Regions from separate parts of the Mus musculus genome. Here region 2 is linked to region 1. The links are chromatin contacts, found by Hi-C or POLR2A ChIA-PET in ENCODE. All regions are on one chromosome and are shown on one strand. The core of a region is the stretch at or near the end of the contact, and the rest is flanking DNA. Distances in the headings are between cores, read along the strand shown. Region 1 holds the start of Ssr2 (signal sequence receptor, beta). Region 2 holds the start of Arhgef2 (rho/rac guanine nucleotide exchange factor (GEF) 2).

What was found. A loop is a pair of places that touch in the nucleus more often than their neighbours do. ChIA-PET counts read pairs that join two places held with the same protein, here RNA polymerase II (POLR2A).
Region 2: POLR2A ChIA-PET joins it to region 1 with 20 read pairs in Patski. The contact joins the promoter of Arhgef2 here to the promoter of Ssr2 in region 1. A Hi-C loop is called at or near these places in 1 of 37 maps with a recorded cell type or tissue (left cerebral cortex). POLR2A ChIA-PET finds 5 or more read pairs at or near these places in 4 of 5 experiments (Patski and embryonic stem cell).

What each region holds. Positions count from the first base shown.
Region 1 is chr3:88,577,948-88,580,998 of GRCm38, reverse strand. It overlaps Ssr2 (signal sequence receptor, beta), which reads right to left and starts at 1,391. Exons shown (of 6, transcript NM_001356317.1): 1 at 1,313-1,391; 2 at 965-1,119; 3 at 1-25. The coding sequence starts at 1,119.
Region 2 is chr3:88,619,628-88,622,678 of GRCm38, reverse strand. Arhgef2 (rho/rac guanine nucleotide exchange factor (GEF) 2) reads right to left here and starts at 1,520. Exons shown (of 22, transcript NM_008487.4): 1 at 1,358-1,520. The coding sequence starts at 1,420. Gm20652 (a long non-coding RNA gene) reads left to right here and starts at 1,574. Exons shown (of 2, transcript XR_375820.2): 1 at 1,574-1,648.

The sequences.
Region 1 (3,051 bases), core at 142-2,641:
AGATAATTCCACATCTAATGCAGCGCTGGAAAGCAGAGGAAATAAAGAGTGAGGGACAGGGCTGGCGAGATGGCTCAGCAGTTAAGAGCTCCGACTGCTCTGCCGAAGGTCCTGAGTTCAAATCCCAGCAACCACATGGTAGCTCACAACCATCTGTAATGAAATCTGATGCCCTCTTCTGGAGTGTCTGAAGACAGCTATAGTGTACTTACATATAGTAAATAAGAGTGAGGGACATAAAACTAAGGGAACTGACTGGAAAATCCACCTGCTGGTCAAAAGAAACCCCCATAGTAAGTTGGGCCTGTTTTGAAGAATCCAGATCAAGGCCTGGATTCTGTTGCTCAGAAGTGAATTGCCAAAGGTAATCTTGCTCTAATTCTAGACAGGGGAAGTAAGATATAAATGGAAAAATATATAAAAGGAAAGAACAACAAAAAAGTGCTCATAGGAGCCAGCAGTGGTGGCCCATGCCTTTAATCCCAGCACTCGGGAAGCAGTGTGAGAGACAGACAGATGTCTGTGAGTTTGAGGCCAGCCTGGTCTAAGAGTGGACTCTTCGACAGCCAGTTAAGAAACTCGGCCTTGAAAAACAACAAACAACAAAAAAAGTGATTGTAAGTGAAAGAAGAAAGCTGGGAGTCCGCACCCGAGGTAAGAGGACAGATGTACACTCTGTGTCTGCATTTCCTTTTTCACAAGCTGAATTTATCCCTGCCTTTGAAAGCCTTCTGAGACCCCAAAGTGGTTTCTTGTAATTCACCTAAGGATGTCTTCACCTTCAAAAAGCACCCGACAAAGGTAAGCCCTCTAGTATATTCATTCATTCATTCATTCACTCACTCACACACTGCACTCGATACTGGAGGACTCCAAAAGAGAATTCACTCCCCAACAAAACGTTCTCTATGCCCACGTGGAAACTCGGAATTCAGAAGGAAGCTGGCGAACTCTAGGCCGTTACCTGGAGCCGACGTTGTAGATGTTATACTGCAGGGTCAGGTCCCTCCCTTCCACAGCGTATCTGTTGAGCAATGATTTGGAGGCCAAAAGCCTGGCTCCTTCTTCTGCTTGACTGACGGCTAACAGAGCCAACACCACAACCGCCAGCAGCCTCATCTTTGGAAAAAAGCAAAGTGAGCAATCGACCCAAGCATGGGAAACACTGCCAGCCAGGCAGCCTGTGCGGCGCCACACTCCAGCCCCGCCGCCAGGTCCGCAGCCGCGAGCCCAAGCCACAGCAGTGTGTACCGCGCTGCCGGCCAGGCGGGGTCAGCGGGGACCCCAGCGCTCTTGCGTCTCCCAGACTCACCGTGAGCACCCCAAACGCCTCCCTGGGCCACAGACAACCGGAAAACAACGTCAGCCTCCGAAAGACCGGAAACGGATCTGACCGGAAACCCTGATGTCCCTTCCTGTGCCTTATGGATGTTGTAGTTCTGAAACAAGCCCCACCTTCCCCTTTATGGCGGCTGATACCCCAAAGGAGTTGAGTTACCTAGAGTCCTTGACTCTTTCCTGTGTGTCCTCCAATTTCTTCTCATTAATGCTTACCCCATGGAAAACCCCTCTGTTTAAACTAAAACGAAATAAGCTGCATAGGCACAATTTCAAAGTTCAAAGAGTCGCCGACTTTGTTTTAAGGCTGAAGTAGCTGATATAGCCTTTCCTTGAATTCTTAGATTTCCAAGCTGCTAGTCACTGCCTTATGTAATTAGCACTTTATAGAGACTTCAGACAACTAGTAAACAGGGCCAGAGAGACCCCTCGGCAGGTAAAGGCACTTGCCACCATGCCTGCCCACCTGAGTTTGAATCCTTGGACCCATTTAATAGGGCACCGACAAGTTCTCCTCTGAACTCTACATGTGCACACACACATGTGCATAAACACATGAACATGTAAACATGCTTATAGCACATGTGCAGGAGAGTTCTTCCACATCCCTTCTGTAGCACTCTTACATCCAGGATGGGTTTACTCTGCACCTGCTCTGTGCTCTGGCACTACTATAGATGCTGGTGGGGTGATGAGAGAACCTTCTCCCACTGCGCCTGGCTCTCCTGGGACAGACACCCTATGCTTCTTTTTTTTCTTCTTTTTTTGAGACTGGCCTAGAACTCACAAGAGATCCCTTGGCTTCTATTGTCTAAGTGAAACTAGGATTAAAGGCATGTGTCACCATGCCTGTTGTGTTTATAAAAAGATAAGGAGAGGAAATGTGTTTGGTGGATGTGTGGTAAGGTGTGGGGTTAGGGAATGCCACCGCGGGCTCATGCTGAGGCATCCCTTCCCCCCACCCCCAGGGACTAGCCACAGGACAGTATAGTATAGAATAGTTTATTCAGGGCATGGGAAGAGGAGCTGAGAGTTAGGAGAGAGAGAGAGAGAGGGAGAAGTAGAGGCTGGCCATCAGCTCATGGAAAGAAAGAGTGGAGAGAGAGAGAGAGAAAGAGAGAGACAGAGACAGAGAGAGAGAGAAAGAGAGAGAGAGAGGAGGGGCAAGCAGCCCCTTTTATAGTGAGTCAGGCACACCTGGCTGTTGCCAGGTAACTGTGGGGTGGAGCTTAAACAAAATGCTAACAATGCCTAACCCTTTGATTGACCTACCCCCCATTTTTTGTGGGGAGGGGGTTCTTTATATACCTGAACTCTATGTAGATCAGGCTGGTCTTGAACTCTGAGATCCACTTGCTTCTGCCTTCTGGTGCTGGGATTAAAGGTGTGCGCCATGGCTGCCTGGCTTGATTGACTTCTTACAACTATTTACTTTTTTTTTAGAATACTTTATTATTATGTGTTTGAGTGTTTTGCCTGCATGTACATATGTGCACCATGTGTATGCCCAGTGCTCGAGGAGGTCAGAAAAGACAGCTATCACCTGAGCTAGGAAAAAATCCAATTGCACTTCCTGCTTCCACGTGTTCGCTCTTTTGAGCTCGGTCTCTTGGTCAAGAATACAGGGTGAAGCCCTGTCTCTCAAAAAAACAAAAACCAAACTGTGATGGTTTGTATATCCTTGGACCAGGGAGTGGCACCATCTGAAGGTGT
Region 2 (3,051 bases), core at 271-2,770, 42 kb before region 1:
GTGAGCAGACTCCCATCCCGAAACCCTACAAAAAGCCTCAAACTGAGCTTCCCGCCCCCGAGGCTCTCCACCCCTACCGACCTTCTCCCAGTGTAGCAGTAAAGCAAGTAGCTAAAGCCTGGAACCTTGGAGGAAGGGAGAGGGCAGCTTTCCATTCGCAGAGTGGCTTTCCAGCCTGAAAATGATCTGCTTGGTTGGCTGGCTGCGGGAGGGTCATTACGCTCTCGCTAAGGACAGGGATTAAGATTAAAGCCCTTCCTGCCTTTGCTTTCCGAGAGAGCCTTATAATGTGAGTGTCCTGAGGTACAGGGAGGCGCCGTCCGCCTGAACCAGGCCCCCCTGGCTTCACTTATTCATCTACAAGTCCTCCTCGGCTTCACCACTTCCTGTGAGCTGAGGTGAGGAAAGTCATGGCATTTGGGAGGGCGTCTGAATACAAAGACAGGAATAAAGGACACTTGTAAAGGCGTGCTGGAGAGGTCGTATTGCAGAGTGTGCTGATAATTACACAGCCAGACTCCAGATGACAGGTGAAGGGCCCCCAAGCCGAGGCGATAATCGAAATATGGCTGAGGGGAGTGGGGGAACTGGGTTAACCGAGGCGGCTGGAGAACCAGGAGCCTGGAAGCTGATGAAACAGATAAGGGTGGGAACTACTCTGGGTCCTGGCACCGAGACGCTCAGGATGTGAGAAGGCATCCCAGCGACACAAAGGCAGCTTGCTTCACCTGATGGATCGGTTTGGCCTGGCGGAGAAAATGGGCGGCCGCTTGCTGTCTTGACCCCTAGCCACCCGCCTACCCCAGGCAAGAACTGAATCACAGCTGGAAAGTCCATCCGCAAGAAGAGGAGGAGCTGACTTTTGTCTTGGAGGGGCGGGAAGGTGGGGGAGGGAGCTTGGAAAACACCCCCTCCGGCCCCCTCCACCCGCTGGTGGGGACAAAGGGGGAACGACCGAGCCGGCGCTAGCGGGCACGGCCGCAAGCAACCCCCGGAACTGGGGTGCGGAAAGGGGTGCCCAAGAGCGTCGTCCCTAGGAACCCGACACGCTCGCCCCTCTTTCCCGCTCGATCCCTTACCGGAGCAACTTTCTTCCGAGCGGCCCAAAACACTCGGTCCCGCCGAACCACTGGTAACCCAGCTCAGCTCTCCTAGATCCCCGCACAGAAGCTGCGCGGGTGCTGGAGACGCGGGTCACGTTGCGGTCCTCCAGCCCCCTCCTCACGCGCTCGCAGCCCCACCCACCCCGTCCGGCCGCTGCGCGCGGACTCGGGCGCCCCAGAGCGGGCGGGGGGACGCGGGACGCGGGGCGGAGGCCCAGAGGTCGGCAGGGCGCCCGGTCGCAGAGCCAGCCCACCTTGGTTGCCTGCTCCTTGCTCCGGTCGATCCGCGCGCGAGTGAGGGATTCGATCCGAGACATAATCCAGCGTGAGCCGCGGGAGGACGCGGCGGCCCCGGGTGTCCAGCAACGGCGGGGGAGGGGTCCGGCCGCACGCGTCGGCCTCGGGGACAGGAAGTCTGAGTCCCCTCGCCCCTGCACCCAGCACCAGTTCCTCAAACCCTAGTCTCCTCCCCCACCCGAGCTCAGGAAGGGGAGAGGCGGAGCGGAGGCAGGGCGGGGTACCCGCGCACCGGACGGGACGCCGGGGTTAGTATCGCTGCAGTCTGCTGGACAGGGGTCCTTGGGACAGGTTCGAGGATCCCTTTTCCCTTTAGCGCTTAGGAACACTCTCTGACCTCAGCGACCTCCCTTAGCTCGGCTGTCCTTGAAAAACACCGGCGCCCATTCCGGGTAACTTCACTCTTTAAAGACCCTAAGGGGATTCTATCACCTTATCGGTAACTGGGAGACCTAGCCATAAGGGCTCACTCATCAAACAGGCTTGAGTACACAGACCGCTTTTACAATGTTGGACTGGTATGACAAGAGGGAGGGGGCAATGAAAGGGGAACTAGAAGCTTCATCGTTAACAGGCTTCACTCCCCCAAAAGAGTGAAGAAGGGGACTCCTTTCCAAAAGCTAGGAGTCCACAAGAGAGGGTTTTCCCCTCACCCCCCCCCACCCCCCGCCCAGCTTCTCACCCCTCTGGGCCTTGTGGACCACACTCTGACCATCCTTCTCAGCCCCACCTCTGCCAATTACTTTGGCAGTGAAGGTGAGAAGGCTCCACCTTTCCTGAGGCTAGCTGAGGAAATCCTTCCTTGTGTCCTGACACCAGTTTTCTCTGCCACAGGAGACTATAGAAACAACTTGGCCCTGTCTGGAAACGTTTGAGCTTGCTGAGGAGTGTGGGTGGGTTTTCATTTCTCTGGACCCTTTGAGTCAACCTGAGTTTCCTGCCACTGGGGAAATTCTCCAGTCTGCTCCGTTTCCACCTATCAAGGTCTCCGATTTCTCTGTAAAAACCTGAGCACCCTGGGGCAAAGTTTTGTAAAAATTTAGGGTACTACCTAATCTAGTCCCAAAAGTGTGTGGTAATGAGGGAGGGAGATGGCTAGGCGTGGTGTTGCACAGAGGCAGGGAGATTTCTGAGTTCAAGGCCAGCCTGGTCTACAGAGTGAGTTCCAGGACAGCCAGGGCTACACAGAGAAACCCTGTCTCAAAACACCGAAAAAAAAAAGAAAGAAAGAAAAAAGAAAGAGGGAGGGAGATGAGGCCCAGCCACTGTCACCAGCTTCTGCTCTGTTCTTCTCGGTAGCGGGGCAGGGAGGGTGGTGTTAGGGCTGCAGGTTTCCAGCCCAGCCCTGCACTCCTAGAGTGCCAATTTTAGCCTCAGTCTCTAATTTGGGCTCGGCTGCCTCATCCACCCGCTGTGCTGGTTGGGCTCCTCAGCTCCTCACCCCGGCTCTGCTCCCCTCCCACTCTGCTCCTCTGACCTATCTCCTGCCTAGGAACTCCCTCACCTTTTGTGCCCATTCTCCTGTTCAGGGTCCTTATATAGTAAAGGCCAGGGAAAAAGAAACAATGTCCAGTTCAGGCTGGCCAGATGAGGCAGAAAGGACTTTCCCAGACCAATTCTGTTTTCTCTGAAGGAATCCTAGGAAGGCCTC